2 separate regions of the Mus musculus genome follow, and region 1 is linked to region 2. A link is a loop called in an ENCODE intact Hi-C map of the cell type or tissue named here. Cell type or tissue: heart. All regions are shown on one strand. Links, peaks and the distances in the headings refer to the core of each region. The heading gives the core; the rest is flanking DNA.

Region 1 (6,882 bases), core at 909-5,908, 210 kb before region 2:
AGAGTACATATAAGTTACACATCAACTCAGAGTGAGTTAACCACCGAACATATTAAAGTTTCAGTTTACGTACATTTTCTTTTATTTTTCTTGGTAATATATTATATTTTCCAGGGTACGATTTTTGAATATCTTTCACTAGATTTATTCTTAAAGATTCGATGGCGATTGATGTCCTTGCACATAGTGCTGTGCATCCGTTTCCTGTTGTGTATACACAGCACACTGAAAATGCAATTTCTATTATGATCACAAAGGCTGGAACCTTCCAGAGCTGTGCAGTGTTCTCAGAGATGACCATTTCCCACTGAGGAAATTCCCCGGATGGGCCCAGAATTTGTATTAGGAATGGCGTAGCAACTTCTGGTATTATGACGGCTAGTTCTCAGGGAGGATGCTTTCGGGTCAGTTGCTGCTTAAATCTTTGAAGTCCCATATCCAATATATACAGTGAAAGATCACACAGCCTATAACTTGAATCCTCCTAAGTTTATTGAATTCTCTCAGAGACAAGAATACTGACTACTTTGGGAAAGACTCCACTTGTATGACAGAATATGTTTCATAGGGTTTCTATTACTCTGGTAAAACACCATAGCCAATGCATTTTGGGGAGGAAAGATTTATTTCAGCTTATAACCGTCAGGCTACATCCATCCTTGAGGAAAGTCAAGGCAGGAACCTAGAAGCAAGAATCCAAGCAGAGGCCACAGACTAATGGCACTTTCTAGCTTGTGTTTTGTGGCTTGTTCAGCCTGCTTTCTTATATCATCTAGGACTGTCTGCCCAGGGGTGGTTCTGTCCACCATGAAATGGGTCTAACTTTTTATAAACTTATCTGTATGTATGTGACTGTGTTGGGGTATGCTCATGTGAGTGCAGGTGACGGTTAAGGCCAAAAGAGGCTATCAGAGGCCCTGGATCTGGAGTTACAAGGGGTTGGTTGTGAGCCATCTGAGATGGCCAAAGTTGAGACCTTTTTGAGAGCAACAAACAATCTTAATGGCTGATACATCTCTCTAGTCCCCTTTAACAAGTTTTTGTATGTTTTTCTACTATTTATTGAGAGAGGAATGTTAAAACCTTAAACTCTATGGTTTTATCACCTTTTTCATTTCTGCTATGGAGTATAAAAATTAGGGTTGATGCTCCAACCTGATAAATTAGCTATTAATTGAAAAATGATCCCTTTTGTGTATGATGCTATTTGTTGCTCTGAAACGTTCTAGTCTGCCAGCAATCAAATATCTATTTTTCTATAACTTTATTTTTAATCTGGTAGTATATTTTTATTTGAAGGTGATTATTTTAAATAGTATTAGATCCTGTTTGTAAAATATAATTTGACAGTGTCCACTTTCAAATTTTGTACTTATACTATTTATGTTTAGTGTGATTTTTGATATGATTAGGTTTAATTTGCCAATTTAGCATTTTACTTCTGTTTGCTGTATGACTTTTGTCCCTCCTACTGTTTTTATGTCATTCTTTAGGTTTAATTCAGTTTTCAGCATTTTATTCCATCACATCTTTTATTGGTAAATTAATTACAACTCTGTTATTTGATTTTGATGTCTGCTTTGTTATATTCATCATAAACTTATTTTAGTGTTTATTTAAGTCATGTTTGTATTAGTTACCTTTCTGTTGCTGTCAAATGTAAAACATTATTTTCAAGAAAACTTATAGAATAAAAAAAAAAGAATTTACTTTGTCTTATGGTTCCAGAGAGATGAAAGTCCATCCAGGTGGGGATGCTAGGCAGTAAGCAGTAGCAGGAGCAAGAAGCTGAGCCCTCACTGCCTTTACCATAAGCATGAAGCAGAAGGAGATAGAAGACCTTTTACTTTTAAGCTTATCTCTAGTTACTTCCTTCTTCCCACGGGGTCACACCTCCTATACTTCCCCATATAGTACCACTAGCTGGGGACCAATTTTTTGAAATATGTGAGCCTATATGGCCCTTTTCATCCAAAGCACCCACAGTGTTGTAACCATTAGCACCACGTTATTTGAACAGTGGTGTTCTCCTGCTTCTTGTCTTGGCCTTCGGGATCTCTGCATAGATTTTTAACTGGTACATATATTTTAAACCCCGCATACATTGAAATTATTTTTTTGTTAAAATCTAATAACCTTTAATGAGCCTTAAATATTAAAAAAACATTTCTATATTTACTCATGTTGTTCCCAGTTCTCCATTTTTTTAGTTTTTTTTTTTTTAAGTTCCCCATCTCTTTTAATGCAGTTTTAGTGGGAATACAATTTCAAACTGGATACAATGTTTCTTTCTGTTGCTAAGGTTGCTTTATCTTGTCTTCTGGTCAATGAAACTGAGACTCCCTGGCTCTTAATGAAAGGTCTGTTAGTCATCAACAACCCCACTTTGCGAAAGCAGTAAAGGGCTCTCAGTCCTTGCCCCCTGAGAAATCACTAAGCTCTCCACCATTTGCTGCCTCTTTCCTTCCACTGGCATCTGTGAAGCATAACATACCTGGAGCATCTCTCATCTGTCCTTTGCAGCATTTGAATATTGAAACCTGCCAGTGATGTTGACAAGACAATTTAGACAACTCGTCACCTTTTCAGCTCTTGGCGTTACTACGGGATGCTAGGATTGCCAAGGTCTCAATCAACAACTTCTGGCTTTGGCTGTCTGAGCTGCAGGTGCCACCGACAGATAGTGCAACAGATGACCATCATGAACCTGGCTTGCACAGGCCAGATTTTGGAGAGGCGATATAGTCATTTCCTACCCTCTGCATTGGCCTGGATACAGAATGTGAAGATCATAACTAAAGCTGGTTTAAGTGGGCCAGGTGTCTGGTGCCAGCATGTTCATGCTTGCCAGATGTCTCTTCTCTGCCAGCATTGCCAGGAAAGCCTGTTCTGACCTTGTGAGATACGTGGAGGTGTGTGGACATGGTGAGGTGCTGGCGTGTGACTCACCCAGGCTGGCACAGGAGGAGCATGGGTGGAGATCAGGGAGTCTTCTGTCCATTCTGGGAGTCCTACAAAAGTCACATGTTTTTCAGAGGGGCGACCAGACTCTGGCTGATGGTTGTATTCCTACCGTTTCCTCAGAAGCTCATAAGGCCGGTTAAATACTGACTAATGGGGAGTTTATGCTGAAGCTGAGGAAGAGGCTGCATCCAGTTTAATTAACACTTACCAACTGGCACGGGTATGTGGCCGGGGCTGAGAGTAATTCAAAGCATGGTCCATGTCGTGGTATTCTTCAAATCTGATGGAGACACAGGTCATAATAATAAAAGATGATCAAGATAAAAGACAGTAATTTAAAATGACTTAATAAAGCAACATACTCTTTCTAAATGAAAATATTTATGGAGACGGCATGGAGATTAGTGCAAATATAGACTGGTGATCCCCCAATGAGCTGTAGAAAACATATACTTCAATTTTTAAATGGGTTAAGACCTCAGGCATATTTATTTGCACAGAAACAAGGAGACAATTTGAAGGAGATGGCATGATGTGCTTAGGACCAGAAGCCAAGCTCCCAGGGCAGAAGGAGGCCGAAGGGTGTGGTGTGTGTGTGTGTGTGTGTGTGTGTGTGTGTGTGTGTGTGTGTGTGTTTGTGTGTGTAAGAGCATCACCTTACCAGTTTCAATAACAGAGGCTTTGTTGTGCAACCAAAGTAGTAGACAAAGCAGGAGTCTTTATTCTGTTCTCTCCTACCTGATCTTACCTTATCAATAAGTTATTTTATTCTCTCTAGATCTCACTTTTTTGTTTTCTGCAAATAGGAAGAATCATGTGATTAGATCTCATCAAAGGGCTTTTACGGGGTTAAATGATTTAGCACATAGTAATGAGCCATGAATTAACACACAGTACTCAACCATATAGCACCACCTATTAGACAGGAAATATGTCATAAACATTACTTGGATTTTGATGGTGATATCAGTGGTAGTGGCAGTGGCCTGGGAGGGACTGTATTCTCGAGATCTGTAGTCTTCATGGCCCCAACAGTGTCCTCTATTCACACATTGTGGCTGATGGTGACATTTTTATACAATTAGCTCTATACTATTGCTTTCTGTTTCATGCTCCCTTTACTGTCTTGCTTTGTATCATGTACACAGAAAGCCAGAATTCGTGGATGAGACCAATGAGGGCCTGACTGGACAGATTTGAACTCACTTTAGCGTAATGTGTTCTCTTCGTTTTGATCATGAGTAAACTGTGCTATTCGGTTCAGGGTTCCTTCTTCAGGCACCCACCAGTGTCTGACCACCAGCTGGAGGGGCAGCAGGAAGAGCCTGGCATTTGCCGGTGAAACTGCTGTGTACAGCTCACGTGGTTCTGGCAGCCATCCCACACTGCACCCGGGCCAAGCACTCTTTGGCCAGGTTTCAGGTCAGCAGACAGAGATTCATTTTTGCTGCGCATTTGAAGAAAGGAGAAGACTCACGGAGCTTTAATGAGCATATTTAATTGGGGCCTTTTCTCAAGAGAGAATTCGTCCTCTTGACATCTGTCATAGATGAAGGGAGATGTGAATCCTAATGGCCCAAGCACAGCAGGACCCCATTTCAGCCACATCAGACTTAGCTGTGGGGAAGCGATAGGATGTCAGGGCGAGATCCTTCCAGGAGAGTGGTTGCTTGAGAAGTGGTTGCTTCTGTCTCTACATGAAGCCTGTGGACTAGGAGCCTTTATCTTTGGAGTAAAAGCATGTTAGTTGTGTTTGAAGTTTTCCAAGTGACCATGTCTTTGCTTTGACTCGGACATCATTACATTATGTACCTACTTGGCTGGCACTGTCTCTCTCATTGAATTCCCTCAACACTAGCTGGAGCTACTCCAACCCACAAGGTACTGATGAGGGGGATTGTAGCGTAGAGACTATTTTCTCATACTTCGCCTTTAATACCCACAGACTTAATGGACCTCACTGAATTAGCCAATTACAATATCTGTGCTATACTTAAGACTCATCAAGTGCTCACTGTGGGGAAGGAGTGGGCTGAGAGTGTATTAACTAACGTTTTGAAATGTGGGTAGGAAGGCAGGTTTTGGACTAAGAGTCTTTCCAACTTTCTAGACTTTCAAGCTCTCCCCAAAACAGGAGGCTTAACTACAGAGGTCACGGACTCCTGGTCTCGTCAAGGTGCTCGTTCACGTTGGACGACACTTGTGCTTATTGAGGTTCTAAGAGTGTGTGAATCCATCCGTATGCTGGGAAAAACAAGTTCACACAGGGAGCACATGGGGAATCCATCTTGCATTTTCTCACTCAACCGAAACTGCTGAGGTTGGCTATTTCAGATGTGGCCTAGGAGGGAAAAATAACTCAGGCCTATCAGAAAACCTGTCAAGGAACATGGACCATTACGAGGGTTAGCCACACAGTCACATGACTGTTACCTTCTAAAGACTGTAAATCAATAAAATTAATGCAATGAATTTGAGCCCCGTTTCTTTCCAACAGAAGAAGAAGGGTGCAATTTATCATACATAGGGACTGTTCGATGGCTAGGGCTCTTGCAGCTCCAGTCCACCATTGATTTTTGCTTCTTTGCAATGCAAATCTTTGTTCCATTATTCCTTTTGCAACACATCTCCCCCCCCCCCCGAGTGTGAGATGAAACTCAGTGCTGCAGCTAAGGGAAAGATCATGGCTATTGATACCCAGCACAGGTTTTGACGTTGCACCAGGAACACTAAAAGCTGTTCTGTGGTTCACTGGCAGCCTATTAAGTGGGCATGCAACAAACTATTTTCTCATCTTCAGATGATATGAATAAAGCTTTTAAGGTTAGTATTCCTAGGATTTTGTGCTTTCAAGAGGGCTCAAGGTTTGAATGTGTGTGGGGAATTATGCAGGCCTTGCCTGAACAATGATGGGATTGCACATAGTCCCAACATTAACAGTTGGCATTCTATGACAGAGGCTCCATTCTTAACATTCTAGATCCTACTGCATGGAGGAACAGATGGGAAAATTACTTACCTTTCCAAGGTCACTGGGACACTGAAGCAGAGGTAAGCTGGTAAGGGATGGAGATCACATCCTCCCAACAGGGTCCTTTTCTGTTCTCTTGGACTCATTCACTGAGCTCCACACCACAGAGGCTGAGCTTTGAAGATGGGCAGGTTCAAGCCTGTGTGAGTGCTGAGGTGGCCACAAGCAAACTACACATCCTTGGGTGTACACTATGCTGAATTGGAGCTGGGTGTAGACTGGGCTGAGTTGGTGGTTAATTAGCTCTGACTTCTGCCACTTGAGGCTCTGTGATACTCTTTTTAGCTCATCTGTTTTGGAGGCAGCAAGGCTTGTGGCAAAGACCACTGCTTAAGGGCAGGTGCATACCTGAAGTGCCAGTGGAATATCCAAGCATAGGTCTTGGGATTTTTGTTGTTGTTGTTGTTAGGCTTTATTACTTTCATTCATTGCATCCTGAACACCCCAAATGCAGTTTCCTCTCTCTCCATTCCTCTAAGCCCCCCGGTCCCCAACTTTATTCTTCTCTGGATCAACTTTTCAGTTTCTCTTAAAAACAAACACAAACAAACAAACAGGCCCCCCAAAGATAATTACTAAACATGACCTAACAAGATACAGTAAGTCTAGGCACAAACCCTCATATCATGGTTTGACGTGGCAACAAAGAAGGAGGAAATGGGTCCTAAGCAGAGGCAGCAGAGGCAGCAGAGGCAGCAGAGGCAGCAGAGGCAGACACTCCCCATTCCCATTATTGGGAGTTCCACAGGGCCATAAGGTATACACAGAGGACCTAGCTCAGACCTACACAGGGGTCTATGTTTGTTACTTCAATTTCTGTGAACCTCTAGTAGCCCTGTTTGATCCTGTGGCTCCCATGTTCCCATGGTGTCCTTGACCCTTCTGGC
Region 2 (6,882 bases), core at 1,294-6,293:
GCCTGTGTAAGTAGCTCTCAGCAATCTGTCAGCTCTCCATAGTGCAGTAACACTCTGATCCCCTCAGCCCAAAGATTAATACTGGAAGCTGTGAGCGCATGCGCCGAGGAACTTCACAGGTTTCCATGGATACATGAATTTTAGTGCCAACGCACATTTACTATTGCTTTTCTTGTCACCAAGAGTCCTGTAAACACTCGTGCCTTAAGATTTTTGTGCAGAAATTTGGATTTTATAGAGGACCAGTCAAAATTACCTTTTTCCTGTAGCCTGGAATGATTTTCCCCTAGGCTCAAGTCTACATCCCCATCTGTGGCATTCTTTCAATGGTGTGCTTTTATTTATAAGGCCAATAAAAGACAAAAAAAGGTTAACTGCATTGCCAATATACATTTTAAGTGACATATTTATAGTATATAGATGGTGCACTTGATAAGAAAGAAGGCTTATTTTATGTTTTAAGCTGGAAGGAGGCAAAGGAAGAGCAGTAGCAGGAACATCACAGATATATGTTAGATGTTTTCCTTTCAATAAACGATGAAAGGTAAGCATTGTTTTCAAGGCTACCCAAGGGTGTTCAGTAGACCTGAGGAATGTGCTCCTGTCCTATTGTCAGCAAGGGATGGGCCTGGGATTAGAACTTGAGCCTTCCATTGTACTGTCCAGGGCTTTCCCCCAAGCAGAACATATGCTACTTCTGTAGACAGTGGATCCATACCCTTCTTGGCCATATGCTGACTGTCTCTGTATCTCCAAGTTAGATTTCATGACATTGCCCTGCTTGGTAGCCAACCCTTGCCTGCCCCTGAGAATTGGCTCAGTTTGCCAATTTAACAAATGATTAACTTAGCTATTTCCCACCAGCCTAGAGCAGGAAAGCAGCAGTTTCAAAGACATCAGACCCGGGAATAAGTAAGGGCACAGATGTCTAGGTCATCAGGACCCAGAGCTTACAACACAGACTGAGGAGGAGAGCAATTTGCATGCTGAGCAGTCCTTCCCTTGACATTTGAAGCCAAAGAAAAAGCTTCGACTTTCACAGGATCTTTTGAAGGGAGAGGGGCGGGATTTGAACTGTTTAAATGACTGCCTTAACTCATGTGTTCATGTAACCAGCAGTCACTACCTACACCCAGAAACGATCTGTGTAAGGCATGAGGTCATCACAAAGACCATGTATGAAGCCAGCTCTTATTTACCTTATATTTGTGCAAGCCTTTTTATTTTGAGAAGTTTTTTTTTCAGTACACGGTGTTTATTCATTTTAACTTAATTATTGAGATATTTTAGTTTACCCCAGATTCTAGCTTTTTTTGGTATCAGTTTTTTTAAATGGACAGATACTAAACATATTTGTGGAGTGCACAATAAGGTTATAATACATTCGTACATTGTATAATGATCAAATGGGTTGTATTGTATAATAATCATTGGTTGTATTGTATAATAATCAATCATTATGTTGAGGTTTGGTCTGTTGCTATGTGTATTATAATGTTAACTACTGGCCCCCAAGATCTGGCTGCCTCAGGGATGAGGGAACCCTCATGTACACCAAGTGATGCTATGTAACTTTGCTCCTTAATTTAAAACCATTGGTTGAATAAAGATATCTACAGCCTAGAGCTGGGCAGAAGAGAATCAGGCAGAGTTTCAGCTCTCTGGCTTGGGGTCTGAGGTAGCACCACACAAGAAGAGGGAGAAGGCAGAGAGAGGAAAGGACACTGTAGGGTAAGGAATCCTGAGAATTGATCACAAGGGCTAGCTAGTGGGCATAAGAGTGGCCCAGGTAGAACAAGGCAAAGTCATATCTCAGGGTTACTGTCATGGAAGAAGACATAATAGCATAGAGGGTAGATTATGCACAGCTCTAGTGCTTCAAAGGCTTATCATAAATAGAAAGGTTTTGGCCGAGCGGCGGCAGAGCACACCTTTAATACCAGCACTTGAAAGGCAGAGGCAGGCAGATTTCTGAGTTCGTGGTCAGCCTGGTCTACAGAGTGAGTTCCAGGAAAGCTAGGGCTACACAGAGAAACCCTGTCTCAAAAAACCAAAACAAACAAACAAACAAACAAACAAAAAACAAAAAAGGTTTTGTATCTTTTATCTGGGGACTAACTGATTCAAGGTAGGGTAGAAACCTCTGATTAATATTAAATATCTGTGGTGATACCATTCATTTATTTCTTTGTGGGAAAAACATTTAAAGTCTTCTCTTCTAACTATTTAAAAACATCCAAGAGAGCATTGTTAACCTCTTTATTGTTGTTATTACCATTACTATCATTATTAGCTTTAATACAAAAGCAAGGCTGTAGAATCCTTTTGTAGCTCAGTGGTGATACATGTGTTTTGTTCTGGGTGAGGCTTGGCTTAAATCCCAGAACCATTATAAGTAAGTCAGTATGAGATTTTGATTTTGCTCTACAATGGAAGAGGGACTCTGGATATAGGAAGACTCACAACTAAGAAATCTGACCTGGATTATACCCCAGGAGAGTCTAAGCTCAGAGATTCATGTCTCTCAGCAACAGCCAGAACCCAAGGAGCTAGAGGTGTGTTAGGAGGACCAAGCGACACAAAACAATGAGAATATTTTTGCTAAGAATAAGAAGTACACACACACAGTACCTGTGTGTGGCATTGTATATGGTTGGTTGGAGGTCTCCATAGAATGCCACACTTGTCGATTGGTTTTGTTGTCATATGTCAAAAAGACAAAGAATGAATCTTATTCTCTCCCAGAGTTGTTGCTTAGATATGGACGTAGCATTTATTTAATAAAAGGTGTGATGAAATAGTATCCCTTAGGGTTATTTCAATGTTTCAACCTTTCCAAACCAACTAGACTCTGACTCTGATAGCAAATCAAAAACCAAACCAAACCAGAAAACCCAGTAGCTGGTTATTTAGGTGGACCTATAACATCTGGCTCAATCTGTCCTGAGCATAGCTACAGCTTTCGAGATTCCAGGTTGACAACTCTAGATGCAGACAGACACTGCCGTTCAGTCTCTGCAGCTCACCCTTGCTTTATGGCAATGGTAATTCTGTGCAGCTCACCCAGATAGTACCAGGGAGTGGCCAACCCTCTCCCGCCTCCCACCACATAGGGGTGAAGAAAAAAACTCTCTGTCCTGTACACAAAGCTTTTCTCATCTGGAATTCCATTCAGCGATGGGACTGCTCTTGCTTTCGGCCAGATGCATTTTTCCCCCACACCTGGCACGGATCTAGAACTAAAATTATGAGATTTATCTCACCTTAATTCTATTATGAGGCATTTAGTCACAAATACCCCCAAAATGAAGCGATAATTTATCATCTGGCCCTGACTGAGCAACTCTCCTCAGTTGACATTCATGAATCCGTAATGCTGGAAGGAGACGGGATGATTAAGTGTCCGATTAGAGAAAACAGATTAACCTGGCAAACGTAATAAATTTAGCTCATAAGCAGGATGGCTTTATAAACGCGCACACTAACTCTTCTGTATAAAATCACATGCCACCCCCTTCTGTGATGGCTCAATTGGGATGGCTGAGGGATGCAAGCAACTCCATGCTTATGTGTTTCCCCAGGGAAAGGTTCTCAACGGCATTCAGTTTATACCTAAATATGCATTTAATGGAAGATTTGGAAAAAATACTAACTCCTGAAGAACACACCCACCACCTCTCAAGTGTTCCTTTTCCCACAATGCCATTTGAAGGATCCAGATGTTTCCGATGACTCCTGATTGTGCTCTGTCTAGAAGGTGTCAAGTGCGACCATGCGCTGCAGATCCCAGCAACCAATCCACATCCACAACCCTTATGAAAGCAGCTGCCTAGCAGAGATTTCCCTCATGTGACCAACACTTCAAGCCTAGCAGCTACAAAGCTTTTGTATGGTGTCTTTTGGTTGCAATCCCATGTCTGCCAGTGGACAAATCTAGACATGACTAGTTTTAGCAAAGTCCTGGGTCGCTCCCAGAAAAGCTCACGGAGCAGTCTGCCCATCCTTCCCAGCTTAGCTGGCTGGAGTTCCTGGGCACTCTGTTAAGCCAGGAGAAAGAGGATCCTCACCATTTCCAGCTCTATTTTTAACCTCGGCGGCTGTGGTTCTGAAGTCTGTCTGGCCTGAAAAGGCAGGATCGCTGTGTCATGAGTCAGGAGTGAAGCAGAGAACGGAACCTATTCTGTCCAGATCCAGGGCTTTTCAGGGCAGGGCAAGGGAGGGAACGCTGCCTCTGGTTCTTAATGAAGGCCAGCTCCATCCCATCCCAAGCTAGGTAATTTCCCCCATTTCCCCTGCTTGGGAAGGAAGCACCCTGAGGTCTAGGGAATGGAGGATCCCCATTTGCCCTATCTCCTCCTCCTCCTCCCCTCTCCTCATACTTACGTTGATTTTTGTCCAAGTAGCTAGTCAGTGTATCTTCTTTGACCCCCTGGGTTCTGGGTTCTAAGAAGGGCTATTTTGTGGGCACTCATGTAGGACTGTATGAGTCATGGGCTTTTCTAAAGCAATACATCTTCCACTCTTCGTTGAGTCAAAGAGGGAGAAGTTTCTTTGGAGTGCAGAGCAGAGGGAAAAAAATTTGTCCCATAAGGAATCGGTGTCCAGCGTGGACATGGTGTATTGTTTATCTATGAGGACTATCCCTAAACATTTCTGGACTCTGCACAAGACAAGCCATCCTTAAAACTGTAGCACCTAGCATGGCAGAGTCTGTTACCACAAAAGTTTGTCTCAGGAAGGTCCCGGTTGCTGGGAGAAAGAAACCAAGCAGGCACTGGGCTGGAACTGAGCTGTGAGCAGGCGATTTGTGTGTCTGTTACAGCCAGCTTGAGGGCTTCAGTGTCAGGTGACCAGTCTCCAAGGTAGGGACTCCCCAAGCAGGCTGGGGACTAGCAGAGGAAATGGGGGAGCCTCGACCTCTGGAGGGTGCCTAGGATTTTGGGGGTCCAAGTCTGTCGTGGGCACAGAGGTTCTGGGGGTGGGGGTGGCGATGGAGCCTGTTGTGTGCAAGGAGAATCCGGGGATCCCATGCCTGAGGCGTGCTTGGAGGATTTGGGTGGCGGGGAGGGCGCGGGTCTGGGCCGAGCTCCAAAGACCAGGGGTAGGCGCCAGGGACCCCAGGATGCAGTCTGGCAGGCGCGCGCCAGGAACCCGCGGAGGGATCAGAGGTGGCGCGGCGCGCGGACGCTGGCGTTGACGCAGCGGAGGGAGGCTGTGGTGGCCTTGGCTGTGGCCTTGGCCTCAGGGCGATGCGGATGGAGTCACCCAGGGTCTGCTAGCGGCACCGCAGCGAGCCCGTGGAGAACCCGGGAAGCCCGTCACTGCCTCCAGGGCACTAAGACAACCCAGCTTGAGCAGGGAGGTGCGTTGGGGGAGGGAATGGATGCGCTCTAGGCGCTAGGCAACCTTGTTTCTGCCCGTCGCAAAGTTCAAAGGTGAAACAGCTGCTGACTAAAACCCAGCCTCCTCTTTTTTTATAAATGGGAGCAGGAGAACAAGAGACCCTGCTTTCCAAGGCTTGGAAACTGTTGAGTGGCCGAACAGATACTGGAAACTCAATCTGCTGGGCAGAGCAGACTTCTCAGCTCACTGAAGTGACTACCAGAGTGACCACGTTTGTCTTAGATCCTGGAACGGGGGACAGTGATATTATCTTGGCTTTTAGTACTATGATTATGACTTGTGTTCTGAAAGCCGTGAACAGGTCTCGAGTTCTTGGCTCCTGTATTCATTTAACATTTACTAGGCAGGTATTTGTGTCTCTCTCTCTACTAGGAATGGGATGCCTAGAGATAAACAAGAAACAGCCCTCTATCTGGGAAAGCAGAGAAGGTCCCCAGACACCAGTTACTGACGCAGGTTCAGGAAAATAGAGCTTCAGGGAACTCAGGAGGTGTCATTATGGCAGACAGAGAGATAGTGGAGTGAGAGAGTGAGCCAAGATCTTGGCAAGATTAAGATGGAGTCAGTACCAGGGAGCCTAGGAAGAAACAAAGCATGGTTTTGATGCGATGGTTTATGATGAGTTTGTCCCAGAGTGAAAGCTCTTAGGTGCAGGGTAAATTCTGGGATAGGATCCATCATGCTCCGGGATCTGAGTGCAAGACACTCTAGACACACAGCATCACAGGAGCCTCTCCTCTCAGCGGAGCATGGCTGTGGATGGAAATGGGAGCCTATCTAAATTGGATGGAGAGGCTCTTGGAGGCTGGGGAGCCAGTGATCAGTAGTGAATATGTTTCACACTTCCACGAGTATTTTTGGAGGGAGCCAGGGAAACACTCTCCTGGGTATCCTACAAGACCGGCGGTCTCGTAGACGTGAATAGCACTCATGAAATGTCCCTATAACCATCTCTGTGCAGTACACTTATTTCTTTTGATGCCTCCCCAGATGCATCTGAGGTAGTGCAATAAACAGAGCAGTCCGTTTTTGTAATTGGAAAATGAAATCCTTGTACAATATTGAATTCATGCTGGCCTTCCTTGAGCACTATATGATGAGCATGTGAGCTGTTGGGTAACTCTTCGTAGCTCTTTGCCTAATGTGTGGTCCTGGAAAGCACATAGATAGGTCTAGCATCACCTGGAAAAGCCTCCTGGGTAGAAGAGAAATACAGACCCCTAAGCAAGGCTTCATTTGTTCCTTATGTGAGCGTTTATATGAAGTATATATTCCTGTGCTTTTGAATCTTCTCCCTCTACCGGATCTGAGAAGAGGGAAAGATGCCATGACTTTTAGCCGCATCTCCTTTGATTAGTTATTAATTACATTCAGTGGCATAATGGAGCATGAAATTGGCGTAGGAAGATAGACTTGAAATTGAATCTCAGATGTGTCACTCACTGCCTGTGTGACTTTAGACCTGGCATGAACTCAACT

The links. Hi-C counts contacts between places; a loop is a spot of excess contacts. Peaks named below come from ENCODE experiments on the same cell type or tissue, not always from the same donor. Only the 100,000 strongest peaks of a DNase experiment are listed, where the experiment ranks them.
Region 1: it touches region 2 in a loop (11-fold over the local background); 2 of 42 quality-filtered maps call a loop at or near these places.

What each region holds. Positions count from the first base shown.
Region 1 is chr16:28,997,036-29,003,917 of GRCm38, forward strand. No RefSeq gene overlaps it. Among named protein-coding and RNA genes, the nearest start is that of Mb21d2, 71 kb to the left of the region's middle. In heart, for the core only: no CTCF peak of the experiment used is centred there; a DNase peak (open chromatin) is centred at 2,876.
Region 2 is chr16:29,204,948-29,211,829 of GRCm38, forward strand. It overlaps Plaat1 (phospholipase A and acyltransferase 1), which reads left to right and starts at 5,161. Exons shown (of 4, transcript NM_001357092.1): 1 at 5,161-5,362. In heart, for the core only: no CTCF peak of the experiment used is centred there; DNase peaks (open chromatin) are centred at 3,984, 4,824 and 5,224; H3K4me3 peaks cover 1,384 bases; H3K27ac peaks cover 1,721 bases; H3K27me3 peaks cover 1,386 bases.